Linked DNA regions of Homo sapiens: region 2 is linked to region 1. A link is a loop called in an ENCODE intact Hi-C map of the cell type or tissue named here. Cell type or tissue: K562. All regions are shown on one strand. Links, peaks and the distances in the headings refer to the core of each region. The heading gives the core; the rest is flanking DNA.

Evidence for each region. Hi-C counts contacts between places; a loop is a spot of excess contacts. Peaks named below come from ENCODE experiments on the same cell type or tissue, not always from the same donor. Only the 100,000 strongest peaks of a DNase experiment are listed, where the experiment ranks them.
Region 2: a loop joins it to region 1, with 4 times the contacts of the local background. A loop is called at or near these places in 5 of 110 quality-filtered maps.

What each region holds. Positions count from the first base shown.
Region 1 is chr5:62,210,205-62,218,799 of GRCh38, reverse strand. No RefSeq gene overlaps it. Among named protein-coding and RNA genes, the nearest start is that of KIF2A, 92 kb to the left of the region's middle. In K562, for the core only: no CTCF peak of the experiment used is centred there; no DNase peak of the experiment used is centred there; H3K27me3 peaks cover 1,540 bases.
Region 2 is chr5:62,775,439-62,784,033 of GRCh38, reverse strand. It overlaps the pseudogene ISCA1P1. Among named protein-coding and RNA genes, the nearest start is that of LRRC70, 200 kb to the right of the region's middle. In K562, for the core only: a CTCF peak has its summit at 4,888 (motif pointing right); a DNase peak (open chromatin) is centred at 4,883; H3K27me3 peaks cover 359 bases.

The sequences.
Region 1 (8,595 bases), core at 313-8,312:
TTGGAGGGAGGTTTAATGAAGGGACTGTTTACAAAGGATGAGCAGTGTTTATGGAATCCATAAAGGACAGTGTAGCACCACTGAGTTCAGTTACGACTCCTCACCAGAAATGATATGAGGAGTGATCAGTTACTGGAACCTGGGTGGAGAGAATCACATAGAGATGACTGCAAGACAATACTTCAGGGATCAAGCCAGAGGCATAAATACCCCAGCCTCCACTCCTTCTCCCTCCCTCTTATCTCCTATTAAGGATCTCTAATTGGCAGAACCCAACTGGAGGTCAAAGGGCAAGGGAGTCCATTGATGAAACTCATACAGTCCAGTGTCCCCAGCAAGAGAGTAGGATGAGAAGGGTGGAGAGTGACTTCAGCAGTGGGGAGGAGAGGATAACAGGCACAGGCTGCTCCTCTAGCTTGTTCATGTACATCCCAGTAAAATCAAGTGGAGAAGATCATCCAGAGAAGACTGGGAGGAAAAGGGTTAGCATGTTTGCATCACCTTGGGTGAGGAATGAGTTAAATGCAATGACCTTTGTGAATTTCAGCTGATGTCATTGTATAAGTCATGTATTTCCCTGGCAGCTGCTGTCTAAGGCATGGCCTTCATCTTGAATTGGTTCTGGGTCAACAGAAGCCTAGGCTGGGTTGATTAGCTCACTTCGCTCTTCCCTGAGAGGCCTCTGAGGAGCTAGCTACAGTGGGAGCTTTGGGAGGGTAGGATCAACACCTTTGGATATCTGGGTGGGGTAGAGGGAGTTTTAAGTATAGAGAAAAGGGGAGGGGAGAGAGTGTTGAAAGGGTGCTGATGGCACATCTGGGCAAGGGGCAGACCTGGGCCTACTTAAGATGGCATTGCATTGGGCTCAGGGTTTATAGAGCATAGAATATGCTTTACATGGAATGATGCCACCCCCACTGCCTAAGATGCACTGTATAGACTGAGATGCTGCTGGAACTGTGGTGGGGGTGGGCAAGAGGGGTGGGTGGGGAGGCAGTGGGCACACTCTCCCTTCAGAGTCCTGTAGCACAGAGTTCTGCCACAGAACACCACTGTTCTGCTTTAAACACCATTGCAAATGGTTAGCATTCACCTTAGCTGAATTTGTAGAGAGGGAGAGGAAAGAGGGAAAAGAGGAGAAAAAGAAAGAATGTGTTTGTCCAACTCAATGCATATGGATGAGTTGGTTCTGGTGCTCACCTCCGATTTAAATCAAACGATCCATATTTGTGGGTGGGTGGGTGGGATGCCCCTTGGGCAGCAGGAGCAGAGTAGGCTGTGGGCTGAGCAAATACTTAGAAGCATGTCTGTTACAATCATGCTTTGCTTCTGGTCAGTGGCACAATATATATTTAACACATTCTCTTGGGAATATTAAAATCCAATATAATATAAGCCAGTGGCAAGTAGTCTTTCTTTTATTATATCCATTGGGCAACGGGTTGGTCAGTAGAGGGAAGAGAGATCAGAAAGCAGAAAGCTGGATGGAGGAATGACCTCATCTCACTAACTCCAAAGTGTTGCATCTACCTTGGCCAGAATCCATGGCTTCTAAAAGAATTCATTGGAAGAAAGAAACAGGGAGGTGAAGAGAAAGGAGAGAATGGAGATGAGAGAAATATAACCAAGAAAAGTGAGTTTTTCTAGAAGAATTTTATTGTCAAATAATTCTGCAAGGGAACAAAGTCTTCTGAGAAGCATGAAGCATAATCTTTCTCCTTTCTGTTTTTTTCTATTCCCTATGAAAAAAAAACCTGTTAATTTTGTATTAAAAACAAAATACATTTCTTTTTCTTGAGTGCTCTATAATTGTATAGGAATGTGTATCACTTCTTCTCCATAATTTTGAGAATATTTCTGAAGACAGTGACATATTCTGACTCTTTAAGAACAAAACAATTCAATTTTAAAATCACTGAGTGACAGCAATCAAAGTTCTGAAGTGATGCAGTTCGCCTCAGCACTTGTTCGAAATGTCATTAGAAAACCAACATATAGCGGGTTGTTATGGCAACTGGAATACCAGAGTTTATAACATCACTGTAATTAATGTTATCCAAACGTTATTAATCTTTCAACATCACTCACATTCTCTGAAGGAACGGCAGTTCTGGTTCTCTTAGGATTTTTCAATAGTGTAATCCATTGCAGCTTTTCTTCACATTTTATTTTTAAATAGATCTTACTCTGACTTTGCTTTAGTGAAATTAGTTATTGTTTCTCCATCTTTACTTGTTCTATTTTGGCTGCTATTCTTTTTTTTGATAAAACTTGAAGTAAAATGGAAAAAAGGGATTACAGCTAAAAAACAGAATAAAGTCTAGAGATGGAAAGATTTATATATTTAAGTATGGAGAACCTCAGAAAAATATTCAAATATTTTGTATACAGCTTTGTAGTATTAACTCACATTTGCATAGCACTTTATAATTTAAGAAGCAGTTTTACATATGTTATTAACATAACATTATTTAACATAACAACCCTAAGAAGACAAGTAATAATTTTTGAGTGCCTACTACGTGACAGGTAATATGATCTGCTTACATAAATCTTTTAGTTCTCACCACAATCTGCAAGATAGGTGTTGTGGTTTAAAAATATGTCTCCATGGTTCAACAACAAATCAACAAATTACCTGATTTAAAAACAGGTAAATGACTTGAATAGACATTTTCCCAAAGATGATGTACTGGTGGCCAATGAGCATATGAAAAGATGCTAAATATCACTAATTATTAGATAAATGCAAATCAAAAAAAAAACCACAATGAGATATCACCTGAAATCAATTTAGTGGCTGCTATGAAGAAACAGAAAATAATAGTGACAAGGATGTAGAGAAATTAGAAACTTTGTGTAGTGTTGGTGAGAATGTAAAATGCTATAGCCACTGTGGACAACAGTGGTGGTTGCTCAAAAAATTAAAAATAGAACTACTGTATGATCCAGCAATCCTACGAATGGGTGTATACCCAAGAAAGAATCAAAAGCAGTATCTTGAGGAGATATTTGTACACCCATGTTCATAGTAGCACTATTCACAGTAGCCAAGAGGTGGAAGCAACCCAAATGTCTATTGACAGATGAACGGATAGACAAAATGTGGTATATAAGTACAATGGAATATAAATCAGCCTTAAAAAGGAAGGAAATCCTGTCACATTGCTACAATATGTCCTATAGGACATTATGCTAAGTGAAATAAGCCAGTCACAAAAAGACAAATACCGCATGATTCCACTTACATGAGGCAGGTAAAGTAGGCAAATTCACAGAAACAGAAAGTATAATGATGGTTACCAGGGACTGGATGGAGGAGGAAATGGAGACTTTTAAAATGGGTATAGAATTTCAGTTTTGCAAGATGAAAATGTTCTGGAGATCTGTTGTACAACAGTGTGAATATACTTAGCATGACTGAACTGTACACTTGAAAATGGTAAGGTGGTAAATTTTATGTTAAGTGTTTTTATGCCGCAATTTAAATAAGTGCCTCCAAATTGACACTCTTTGCTTTAAAAGGTAGAGCCAGTTCACCTCCCCTTGAAGGTGGGTTGGACTTAGTAATTTGCTTTTAATGAGTACTGTTGCAGAAGTGACAAAGTATGACTTCCAAGACTGGATCATAAAAGACATTGCTGCTTCTGCTTTATTCTCTTTTGGCTTTTTTTTTTTTTTTTTTTTTTTTTTTGGAGTTGGGGGAGAAGTGGATCCAGCCCCAGTCAAGCCTTCAGATGGCTGTAGCCCTGGATGATATCTTGACTACAACCTCATGAGACACCCTGGACCAGAAACTACCCTGCTAAGATGACTCACAGACACTGAGTAAAATAAACATTTATTGTTTTAAGCCACTAAGTTTTGGTATAATTCATCACACAACAATGAATCACTAATGCAATAAATATTTTCCCTTCATCTGAAGCAATGATGGTCTCTGGTGTGTTAGAAGGGCTCCTCCTACCTTTTTGTTGATTTGTGGTTTTGTTAATGTGTCTGTTGCCTCTTCTGAACACCGACGCCAGGTCAGAATTAGACAAGTGCCTTCTGTGAATTATCTTCAGCCCCAGCCTTATGAATGACATCTGGGAACTGCTGTCCTGTAACCAGAGGGCTGCTGGATTTCTTTGAGCTCCTTTATCCTCTCTCTTCTTGTGGCATCAAGAAGTATGAACGAATGTCCATGGGGTATTCTCATTCAAAGTTCAATCACATATGAACCAGTGAGTTTAGATACAGGAGGTCACACCCTAATATTATGCTATATTCAAAGAAAGTTTTCATTCACCTTTCTGAAAAACATGAAAGGGCATCACAGTAATACATTGGGGAAACATCCGAAAGGCCAAAAAGAAAGAAAAACTCAACATTTTCTCCTTTGGAAGATGTGGGGATTCATCCAGGAATGTCATTTGAGAATAGTTTTTCCCCTGTTCTACATAAACTTTATCCTTCCCTCTTACGTTTAGAAATTAAGCTATACATTTTGGAGGGTGAGGCAACTTCACTAGCTCTCTGGCTGCCTGAAGATTGTATCACTCCTTTGAAACTGGAAAATGCCTATGGATATAATCTTTTACTGTTTTAAAATGTTCTCTTTAAATAAATGGACTTGCATCATTGCTTATAGTGGTGAATTCTTTAGGTGGAAAAAGGAACTTCTCCAGACTTGTAATGAAGGCATTTAAAAAAAGTAAATTTTGTATCTCTTCAAAAAAAAAAAAAGGTAAATCGAAGCTCTCAGAATTTTAGTTTATTTGCTAAGATCACGTATCAAGAATGAGGAAACCTAAGGCTTCAAACCTGTGTTTTTCTGCCCCTAAAACCGATGCTTAATTTCTTTTTTTTTTTTTTTGAGATGCAGTCTTGCTCTGCTGCCCAGGCTGGAGTGCAGTGACACCATCTTGGCTCACTGCAACCTCTGCCTCCTGGGAGACGGGGTTTCACCATGTTGGTCAGGCTGGTCTCGAACTCCAGACCTCAAATGATCTGCCGGCCTTGGCCTCCCAAAGTGCTGGGATTACAGGTGTGAGCCACCATGCTTGGCCCCCATGCTTACTTTCTACAACCCTGGGGAATTATTCCTTTCATTCTAGAGATGAAGAAGCTGAATCTGGGCGAGGGTAACTAACTCGTCCATGGCTCTAACTGTGGTTAGTGCCAGAATCCAGGTTATAAGTCTCAGCCCAATACTCTTTTACATGACACTATATTGCTTTCCTGTTTAGATAATGTATTTTGTGAAGCTCTAGAGATATAAATTTGAATAAGGTAATCATGTGGAAGACATCCCAGCTTTAAGCAAATGTGTCAGGAACATAGAATTAGGTTCAGATTCTTGGGTTTTTAGTTGAGGATCTCACATTTTATTTTACTTTATTTTATTTTATTTTATTTTAAGATGGAGTCTTGCTCTGTTGCCCAGGCTGGAGTGCAGTGGTGCCAACTCAGTTCACCACAACCTCCACCTCCCAGGTTCAGGCAGTTCTCCCTCCTCAGCTTCCCAAGTAGTTGGGATTACAGGCACGTGCCACCACGCCTGGCTAATTTTTGTGTCTTTAGTAGAGACGAGGTTTCATTATGTTGGCCAGGCTGGTCTCGAACTCCTGACCTCAGGCAATCCACCCGCCTCGGCCTCCCAGAGTGCTGGGATTATAGGCGTGAGCCACCATGCCTGGCCAAGGATCTCAAATTTTAAATGAGATGGTGATTCAAAAACTTTTTTTTCATTAAATTATTAAACTACTGAGGAAATAACTATTTGTAAGAGCAAAAATATACAGTAATGCCTCATTTTTGTTTACTGTACTACATTTTCTGAGCACTTTCACACAGAGCAGTCCATGTAGCCTCTTTTGTCCTGTAGCCACTCAGTATTTCTGTATTGGTTGTAAATGAAGCATGTTCACTTATCTGAAATCAGCATCAGCATTCTGCAGCCCACATGCCAATGGTGACTGGAAAGATAACTGAGTGGCAAATGGAGGGGAGGAGGGGTTTCTACTCCAAGCCCTTGGCAGGTGATTGCAAAACAGATGGCTTATCCCAGTTTCCCTCCAACCTCCAGCATCCCGCTCTCATGGGTCTCCCCGGAACCCGGGCTGTCCTGTCATCCTAGGACATGCCTACCACTCCTAAGCTCTTGCAACAAAATGATTCCCCTTCTTCTCTAATCAAAACTTTCTTTTCTTTATTCTGAAAATAACTAATAATGCATTTTTCTTCTCTTTTTTGGGAAAAAGTTTAGTTTATTTACAGTTGATGAAGGAAAGCTTCTTTTTACAGAAGAATGCCAGCTAAAAAATATAAAAGAAAAGATTGAATTAAAAAATGTGTCCATTTTGCACTTCCTAATGACAAATTAAATGCTAAAACCATTAACCGAAAGATGGTTGGGGGACAGTATATTCTCAAAGCATCAAAATAACACCCCACAGATTGCTTGCTAATTGCAAAAGGAAGACCACGCCATTACAGTGGAGGTATCTGGCCATCACTACTTTAACTGAGATCAAGTTCCTTGCCTTAATAATGGGAAGCCAACACTCCCTCTGTCCCTGATGTGTTACAATGTGAGGTGCACAGTGTAACTCATGAAGTATTCTTCTTAAACACATTTCACCTGGCTGTAGTCAAACCTTTGATTTAACTTCCAGTTTACAAGAAATTCAGGGGACAGAAAATTAACACCAGGAACAAACAGACAAATCTAGAATGAAACTCAATCAGTCAATTAATTTCTTCTAAAGATCAATGTCATTAAAACAGAAACGTTGGGAGGGACTGCTCTGAATCAAATGAGACTAAAAGGACTTGATTGGATCTTGGTTAAAAAACCTCATAAAACTATACAAGATGTGTTTGGCACAATTGGAGAAATTTGAATCTGGACTGAGAATAGCCATCGTCAGGGAATTATTAATTTTATTATGTGTGTGTGTCAACTATCAATTGCCTCAGCTCCAATTCACACTTCAGTACTGCTCTACAATAATGGACTGGACTCTCCAAGTATTTCTTCTTTATTAGCATGATGTTAACTTTGTCAATAGAGGGCACAGGAGGGATACTGTGGGAGGAAGGGGGCTTTGTTTCCTCCTTTTGGAGTGCTATGTTTTGCTTTTTTTGCTCCAGCTGTCCAATTGGTCAGTGGTGCATGTGTGTCTGGGTACATCTGGTGGTACACTGCCGCAGCTGCATGCCAGATCCTGACCTTCCAGCCTCAGTCCAGACCAGGTGAACTCCTTTGATGTGACTCCCAACAACACTGTGTGCTCCAACCTTGTGTGTGTGGAGCCGTTCTGACTTTGTCTGCAAACCTGCCCTCCAGCCTTGGCTCTGGGTGTGTGTGTGTTTGTATGGGAGAGGGAGGTGGGTTATTTTCTGCTTTCCTGGCGACTGCGGACTAGATCTGGCCCAGAAAACCCAGCAGACTTCTCCACTATCTATTGGCTGCAACCATGCCTTCTCCAATGAGGTCTGAACCCAGGCGTGTTTGCATCCCTCTTCCAAGCTGGTCCTTCCCTGGGTACTCTCACTCAGCTCTAGTGGATTCAGTAGAGTTATCTTGACATCTTTTTTTTTTTAAGTTGAGATGGAGTTTCGCTCTATCACCCAGGCTGGAGTGCAATGGCACGATCTCAGCTCACTGCAACCTCCACCCCCAGGGTTCAAGCGATTCTCCTGCCTCAGCCTCCTGAGTAGCTAGGACTACAGGCCCCCACCACCATGCCCAGCTAATTTTTGTATTTTTTTTTTTTTTTAGCAGAGACGGGTTTTCACCATGTTGGTCAGGTTGGTCTCGAACTCCTGACCTTATGATCTGCCCGCCTCGGGCTCCCAAAGTGCTGGGATTACAGGCGTGAGCCACCGTGCCTGGCCCGACATCTTTATAATTACTTTTCAATTATATCTCTATCTATCTATCTATCTATCTATCTAATCTATCTATATATGTTTAAATGACAAGGTATCATTCTGTTGGCCAGGAGGCTGGAGTGCAGTGGCACGATTGTAGCTCACTTCGGCCTCATGATCCTCCTGCCTCAACCTCCCAAGGTGCTGGGATTACAGCCTTGAATCATCATGCCTGGCCCCTTAATAATTCTTTTGTTTGTTTTGAGGCAGGCTCTTCAGCCCAGGATGGAGAATGCAGTGGGTGATCATGGCTCATTGCAGCCTCAACCTCCCAGGCTCAAGCAATCCTCCTGTCCCAGCCTCCCGAATAGCTGGGACTACAGGCATGTGCCACCATGCCCAGCTAATTAAAAAAAATGTTTTGTAGAGATGGGGCTTCACAGTGTTCCCTAGGCTGGTCTCAAACTCCTGGGCTCAAGTAATTCTCCTCCCTTGGCCTCCTAAAGTGCTAGGACTACAGATGTGAGCCACCATGCCTAGCCTAATAATTATTTTAAACTTCCTCTTTCAAATAACTGTGTGTTTTCTGTCTCCTGATTGAACTCAGACAGATATACTATGATGCTGATATTGTGGTTATCAAGGAGAAGGTTCTAGTTTTCAGAATACTCACTGAAAATATTCAGTGATAAAGGATCATGCTGTCTGCAACTTATTTCAAATGGCTCAGCAATA
Region 2 (8,595 bases), core at 245-8,244, 570 kb before region 1:
AGGTTGATGGGTACAGCAAACTACCATGGCAGGCGTATACCTATGTAACAAACCTGCATGTTCTGCACATGTACCCCAGAACTTAAAGAATAACAATAACAACAACAAAAAAAGTTCACCCTCTTCTAAAGTCTTCTGTCTCGGAAGATTGCAAATGTTACTCATTTCAGTTTCATTTGCAACAGTTTCAGTTGATTTTCAGTTTCATTGCAAATGTTACTGATTGCAGCTGAAAATGAAATCTCCCAAGAAGAGGAAAGAAATGAAGGAAGCAAAGAAATAATAATAAAGATACTAAACAAAGTTCAACTAACTACTGGAGAGTGGGCAATGCCACGGAGCTCAGTGGTCAGCCCCTAATTATAAGGAAGTCTCCCTCATTTCAGATAGTTCTGGAAGAAGAAGGCAGTCCCAGAATAGCCCACATTAAGCAGCCCGGAAACCCACAGGCTCCCCAGCTTTGCTCAGACTTCCTGGCTTCAGGAAAAGAACCATCTATAGCCCGAGTAAGTGATGCTGGCCTTACCCCACCCACTCACTCCTCCTTCACATGTACCTCCAAAAAAGTAAAAAGCAAGCCCATGTCACAACTAGCAGTCATGAACTGAATCCACCTAATAGATGGGTTTTGTTTGGCTTGCAGAGTTTAAAAGGGAAAAAAAAATTTGGTTGCCAACACTTAGAATGGAGAGATTCCACACAAAATCCAGATCTCTGGCTCCTCTTAAAATTTTAGAATATTTTGCAACACCAGGCCAGCATGCCCAGTGGGAATAGGTAAGGGAACCCTTTTTTAAATGGAGTGTACACTCTCCAATTTGCCATTGTCCCCACCACTCCTTGTTCTGACACCCAGCCCACCACACTCATTGACATTAGCTGTCTGGCACTGGTCGATATTTGAGTGCCCAGAGCCCACTGGTCATTAAGAACAGCAAGCCAGATGTGCCAAATGTCAATAGCAACCAATATGTCTATTAACTAAAACCAAAAACATAATAGCAGAGAATCTGATCATTTAATGGAAAAAAAAAAACCTGGGCTGGCTATTAAAATATATGTTTCTTTCCTAGGACCACAACTGTGTGAAATTAGGCAAGTTAACTAATCTTTCCTAAATTTCAGTGTCCTCAAGTACGAAGTGGGGATAATAATACCAATGTCATAGCATATGTTATGGAAGATAATGTATGTTATTTTAAAGTCCTTTATAAAGTAGAATAAGTTAAATATAGATTATGATACTGAATTACTCTAAGCAATAGTTGACACAAGAATAAATGAAAGTTGTACCATAGATGTTTAATGTTACCACACACACAGAAATAAAATCTAATTCATTGACCTGCTGATGATTTCATGTTATTCTCCATACTTTGTAAATTCAAAATGTATGCACTTAAATGCTAGAGCCACAATTTAAAATTCTTTGTTAGCAAGAGAAAGAAAACTTAAAAAAGGAAAAAATAATGCCTTTGTACCTCATTATTCTTAGGATTAATTAGAATTTGGGTCATAGATTCAGGTTTTCTAAAAGTTAATGGTATATCAGAGGAGCGTAACTGAGGATTTGGAGTAGGCACAGATCATTCACTGTACATCTGCCTAGAACTTCATTAAGCAATATCTGGATCTGATTGTACCCATAAAATTTCTGTGCCCAAATGAATTTCAAATTAAGCTTCCTAAAGGAACGAGAGTCTATTAAATCCCTTCCTCCTGGAACTGCGGGCAGTATTTAGGAGATGAGATGACACTGACGGAGCACCTTATATCAGGCTCCCTTAATAAACCAAATAATTTCAAACCTTGGGACACAAATAACATTAGCAGAGGCAAGGCGATGGCCAGAACGGGAAGCTGAAATTCTGAAACAAGCAAAATTTTTCACAATTTCCCTTCATCAGGCCAACAGTCACAGTGCTAGACAAAGGGAATTTGTCTTAATAAGTGATGCGTGAACTGCCTCAATCTTGGTGCCTGCTCCACAGAAAGCCACTGTGAACCTCCAAGAAACTACGATGTCGTCCAATGCTGCCCCCAACAAATGATAGGGACCTTGACCTGGGCATACTCTGCCCACCTCCCTCAAAATCAAAGAAGAAGTGATCTTCTTTGAGAATATGAACTAGAAAATACCCAAGATAAAAGGTATTACTTTATCTTTCTCATAGCATTTAACTGCAAAAAAAAAAAAAAAAAGGGGATTTGTATGCATGTCTATCTCTTCTAGCTGTAGGGCCCAGTGCTAGTGTATAGTGAGCACCCGATTCATATTTCTTAAGTTGTGCTAAATTGTCTTCATTCTCCATTTTCTGACTTAGCAGCACAAACGACCTAAAAACCTCCAAGCACTTTATTTATCTGGGACCTCCTCTTTTGGGCCATAGAGTGAATTATGGTACTGTGCTCACCACGACTCGGCAAAATGATAAAACTTTGAAATATAAGACTTACATCAGGCCGGGCGCGGTGGCTCACGCCTGTAATCCCAGCACTTTGGGAGGCCGAGGCGGGCGGATCACAAGGTCAGGAGATCGAGACCATCCTGGCTAACACGGTGAAACCCCGTCTCTACTAAAAACACAAAAAATTAGACGGGCGTGGTGGTGGGCGCTGTAGTCCCAGCTACGCGGGAGGCTGAGGCCGGAGAATGGCGTGAACCCGGGAGGTGGGGCTTGCAGTGAGCCGAGATCGCGCCACTGCACCCCAGCCTGGGCGACAGAGCAAGACTCCGTCTCAAAAAAAAAAAAAAAAAAAAAGACTTACGTCAAACTGTGCACAGTGGAATATCTCCTGGATTCTGTAAAGGCAGATTGATAATGCAATCATGGTACACCACCACTGATACTGCTCAGCCCTTAAAATTCAGGCTAGGAATGGGAGGAGTGGGATTCCCCAGCTCCGCTCCGCTCCTGCGCTCCCATCGCTTCACCGCTAGGAAGCAGCCTAGCCAGCATTCCCACAGGGTTGGAGCTGGAACTGCACACTGGAGAGTTAAACAGACCAAGCATTCAGTTTCTGCCTCAGGCACTCACTGACAGGGCAAATACAGAAACTTCAATTCCTCGTGTCTTGGTTTTGTCATCTGTAAAATGGGATAACAGCTCTTACCATAGGACCCCTGCAAAGAGTAAATGTATATAAAGGGCTTGGCACCCAGCCTGGCACACAGTAGTGGTGTAATAGATGCCACAACCCTCGTGTAGGGAGAAGAGACGTACAGTGACCCCGAGTGAGCTTGAAGATGACGCTGTGATCAAGCTTGGAGTGGGCTTCCAGGCACACTGGTGTCACCCCGGGCTCTGGGGCCCAAGGCAACACTTCTCAAGCCTTTCTATTGGAACACCACTAACTGTAAAGAGCGGTGAATGTATGCCCTGGGGCCTGTTGGAAGCTTCCAAATTCATTCTTGTTTTGTGGTAAACCTCCATGTCTTTTTAATTTGCTCCCAAGCAAATTTGTCTTGGTTTTAATGTCAAAACAATACGGCCTCCTCCTACATCTCTGAGAAATATGAACCTTTAGGGAGGCGTGCTATAATCATATGGTGACTTTGCTGACCCGTCGGCACCTTCCCCACACGCCTGAGGATACATGTGCCTCAATGTGCTACCACGTGGGACTGCCCTTCCATTAGCATAAGTAAGAGTGTGGGTCCACCTTTGGATATTGTAGCGTCTCATGATTTTTTTTTTATTTTTATTTATTTTTTTTGAGACGGAGTTTCGCTCTTTTTGCCCAGGCTAGAGTGTAATGGCACGATCTCGGCTAACTGTAACCTCCACCTCCCCAGTTCAAGTGATTCTCCTGCTTCAACCTCCCAAGCAGCTGGGATTACAGGCGTGTGCCACCATGCTTAGCTAATTTCATATTTTTAGTAGACGGGATTTCACCATGTTGGTCAGACTGGTCTCAAACTCCTGACCTCAGGTGATCTGCCCACCTCGGCCTCCCAAAGTGCTGGGATTACAAGCATCAGCCACCGCGCCCAGCCAGCATCTCATGATTAATAAATAAAATGCCAAGGCCCTGAAAAACTTTTGGAGAAAATGATTTTCTCCAAATCACAATGTGGGAGGAGATAGGCTAAACAGGGACCAGCTCTCTGAGCACAGCCTACTTTCATCTCTGGTCATAAACATCATAAAAACAGAACACAACACATTCGTGAACAAAGTTAGACCAACCATAATGCCAAAGTGATCTTAACAGAATCACAAATGTCATAGGCACCCTAAGGGAATGTCGTAAGGCATCCCTTAATGTCATAACATTTGAGAGAAGTGCCTGCTGTTTACCAAATACAGGTGAATAAATAAAGGAAATAAATAAATAAATAAATGTGCATCAGTGGCTCAGTTTGGGAATAAGGATGAAGAATTTGCATTCGAAATCCTCATAAAAGTCACATTAACCAAAGTTATGTTTCCATAAGACATAGTATTTGCAGATTGGGTCATCTGTACTGACCCTATGTGGCTGTTTCTGACCAAAAACATGCAGATTCCGACTAGTTCATAGCCCTTAGACAGGAGTAGCTATTGGTAAACATTGTAACAGCTGTAGGGAAATTAGACTTTCTTAATACTTAATATACAGAATGACAATACTACATGTACATATTTTGAAAAAAGAATATATACACTTACAGTGAGACAGTTTCAAACTATTTCGCTGATGAGAGGTACAATGTAAGTTATAAAATAATATCTAAACTCAAATAAGCACTAATATTAAAAGATAACTACTCTTTTACTTTTTAACTAAAATATTCAGGTGATTCTTAAATCGAACTTTAAATGATGTCCATGATATGTAAATCTTAAAAAAAAACAAATGGTATTTTCGTGTCTTGCCACAGTAGAGATGATCAGATACTTACCTCTAGGGGGAGCTCAAGGCTTTGTCTCTACTTAACGTTTTCTGTTTTCCCGGTGTTGCATGACAGAGCCCTTGGGATCTCTCCACTTGGGAAAAGATGCTCCACCCCATCCCTCTCATCCCCTTAAAAAGTTGCAAAAATTTGGGGTGGGAGGAGATGCTCAGGAGAAAAAGAGACTCTGGGAAAACTAATGGGCCAATCTCAGCCCACTAAGTGGTTATTTTTCTCTTTGGGGATAAAGCCTAACCATTATAAACCCAGTGTTTGCCTGGAGGATCCCCTTAGCAAATCCCTCAAACTACCAGTGGCAGCAGTATGAAACTGTGGACATTCATGCCCCATCATCCTTGGCTTCTTAGGATTACTGACTAGCACTCTTAGCACTTGTGGCTATATAAATACCGCTTTAATTTATACCAGCATTTCTCAAAATGGACTTTCAAAGAACACCAGTTTGACTGTAAGTTAGCAAATTTTATGTAAATAAAGGGTTGTCTGTCACAGAAGTTTAGAAAACACTGGGTTAAACTAAGTTCAAAAGTTTTCCTTTGTGCAGGACTTTTCATAGTCTGTAATGCATGATGACTCTCCAAAAGAAGGGACAAGTAGGAAGTGTTTCTCAAGTCTATATGACCACAGGTCTCTCTTTTAAGAGCTTCCTCTTAGGCCTGTTAGAACACTCCCTCAGACATTTTGCTCACGATTGCTGAGGTCGTGGTTAAGAAAAGAAGCACAGATTTGTTTTTTGTTTTTTGTTTTTTTAAACAACTCAGCCAAGTATATTTCAAACAAAAAGGGAGAGTTTGGTCTGAATTATCTGGATATCTGCTTCAATTAGCCATTCTAATTTACATGTACAATGAAAGCCTTGGAGTCCCACCTCCCTGCCATCACCTAATATTGTCTATGATAGGGAACTCATTAGGCCAACAGCATACAAAAATTTGGATTTATACTCAAAAAATGACTATTTACATCACAAAATGAGATTCGCCATAAAACTCCTTAAATCACAGATTCTCCCACCACATTTAAAAAATGATGCTACAAAATAACCATTAAGTTTACCCACTTACACATACTCAGCAAAACTCCTGGCTCACAGAGAGACACAATTGCATGTGGCATTGCACAGTGACCACTGCATTAAATACACACAGATGTAAACCCCTTCTTTTTAAAAGTTTTTCATGTAAGCTTTTTTCAGTAGGACACAAATTTTTTTTTATTATTCTGCCTCACTGTTTTTCTACCACATCTAGGCAAGTACAATCTGCATAAAAAATTGCTAGTCATGCCATTTTGCTACCCAGGTAAGGTATGTTAAGGCCATGTTGCTACTACTAGTCACCGTCTTCATGAGATGGGGTAGCTGGGTGGTGAATACAGTGGTCCTGGGGGAGGTGGATCAGGATCACGGACAGGCCTTTTTAAACTCTAGTTCTTAGGCAACTGCCGTCAGATTCTGCCCTCAGGTGAGAGCCACTGCTCCATGGTGTTCAAATGACAGAAAAAAAGTTGTATCCCAAAGAAATATTAGAGCAGGAAAATTATTACAAATCAGAAATATAGGACTACAGTTTCCAAAGTGAAGTTACATACTCCAGAAAATTTTAAAATAATAGAATTTCTGTTCATACTTTTATCTCAAAAATTAGAAATTAGACTTTCTTAGTATTTAATATACAGAATAACAATACTATATGTATATGATTTGAAGAAAAAAGGAATATGCACACATTTTAGAGAGAGACATTGTCAAACTATTTTGCTAATGAGAGGCACAATTTAAAAGTTGGGAAACCAATGCGCCCGCCGTGTCCGTGGAGAGAGGCTGAGGCAGCCAACCTCCGGCCCCAGGCACCGGGGCGCCGGGACGGCGAAAATGTCGCCTTCCTTAGTCCGGGCAACTGCCCGGGCTGTGAGCAAGAGGAAGCTGCAGCCCACCCGGGCAGCCCTCACCCTGACACCTTCAGCAGTAAACAAGATAAAACAACTTCTTAAAGATAAGCCTGAGCATGTAGGTGTAAAAGTTGGTGTCCGAACCAGGGGCTGTAATGGCCTTTCTTATACTCTAGAATATACAAAGACAAAAGGAGATTCTGATGAAGAAGTTATTCAAGATGGAGTCAGAGTATTCATCGAAAAGAAAGCACAGCTAACACTTTTAGGAACAGAAATGGACTATGTTGAAGACAAATTATCCAGTGAGTTTGTGTTCAATAACCCAAACATCAAAGGGACTTGTGGCTGTGGAGAAAGCTTTAATATTCGAAATCTCAGGACTCTTCTGGCCGTAGGTTCCAGGAAAGCTCGTGGAAGCTTTGGGGCTCACTGCAGAAATCATGTGACTGTCACGTGCTGGAAAATAAAGTGATACATCTTGAAAATGAAGCCAGTGTGTTGGATTCCGGAAGAAATGATATTTGTATTCTCTGTAGGGGACAAAATGAGAAGTCATCACTCTTTTTGGATCATTTAGATCTCTTGCATCCTTTGTTTTAGAACCAGTTTCATTAAAGTTGCCTTCCTGGACACCTGTTTATCCCTTTCCTGAACTGTGTGCACTCCTTAGATCGCTATTGAATGGCTTGAGCTTCCCTCAGCATTTCTCCCAACCAGATCGGCGACTCCTAAAATCCGAGACAGGACGTCCTGACTGCTGGTAGTAATATGGTGGTGCATTGTTTTTTCCACCCGAACTTAACATAGCCTTTTTATACATTTTTATGAAAAATTTCATTGTCAGCTGCCTCATTGTATACCCTTTAATAGTACCAGGCAAAGATTTTCTTCAACTATAGTACAGATTAGTTCTGAGTGATGGTATCAAAAGGTGAGAAAGACGTCATCCACCTGTTTTTTAATCCATTTCTTTTGCCACCCTATATGTCTGTTCAGAGATGGGATCTCAAGCTGACTTTGATTCTTTTAGTTGAGGAGTCTCTTAAAGCCATCTAGCCCACCTCCCTCAATTCCCTATGTGAGGAAACAAAACCCCAGGGAAGCCAAAGGGCTCCTCTCCACCCTGACTCTACAGGCCGGGGGAGAGTAGGGACTCTACCCCTCTCTCCCCTTCCTTGTAGGTGACACATGCTCTGCCCTCTGAGGCAGTCAGCGAAGGCAAATGGTCTGACTGCTTTATGTGGTCAACATTTTAATAGAATTTCTTTATAATTTGATACAGGTTATATTATTTTTATTTTATTTTGAGTGGGAAGAATTTTAAAACCTTTTTATGTGAATTACCTCTTGTTTCTTTCACCTTTGAAACAGTGGTTTGTAGGAGAGATGACATTGTAGCAACCCAGAATTCTGCTTTTGGAATGTGGTCCTCACTGTGCAGGAGAACATGGGGATCTTTTGTTAAAATTCCCAGTGTGCATACACTTTCTGGTTCCTCGGTCCAGTTGCTAAAGTTCTTAGTATTTTAGCCTAACATATTTATCACCAACTTTTCTTTAAAAGTGTTCCTTTTGTCACTTAGTTACTGATTTTCCTGGGTTTGACATATTAAGTATTCTATGAGATGATATATATGCTTTTTTTGAAAGCTGATTCTCATGAATTCAAGTAGCTGAGTTCCTTTATGTTTAGTTTATTCACTAAAGTAGCTGGCACAAAACACACCAAAACCTAGAGCAATAGCTTTATGCAAATGCTCATGAGTTTGTATCAATAATATGATTGTTGGATCCACTTATAATTCA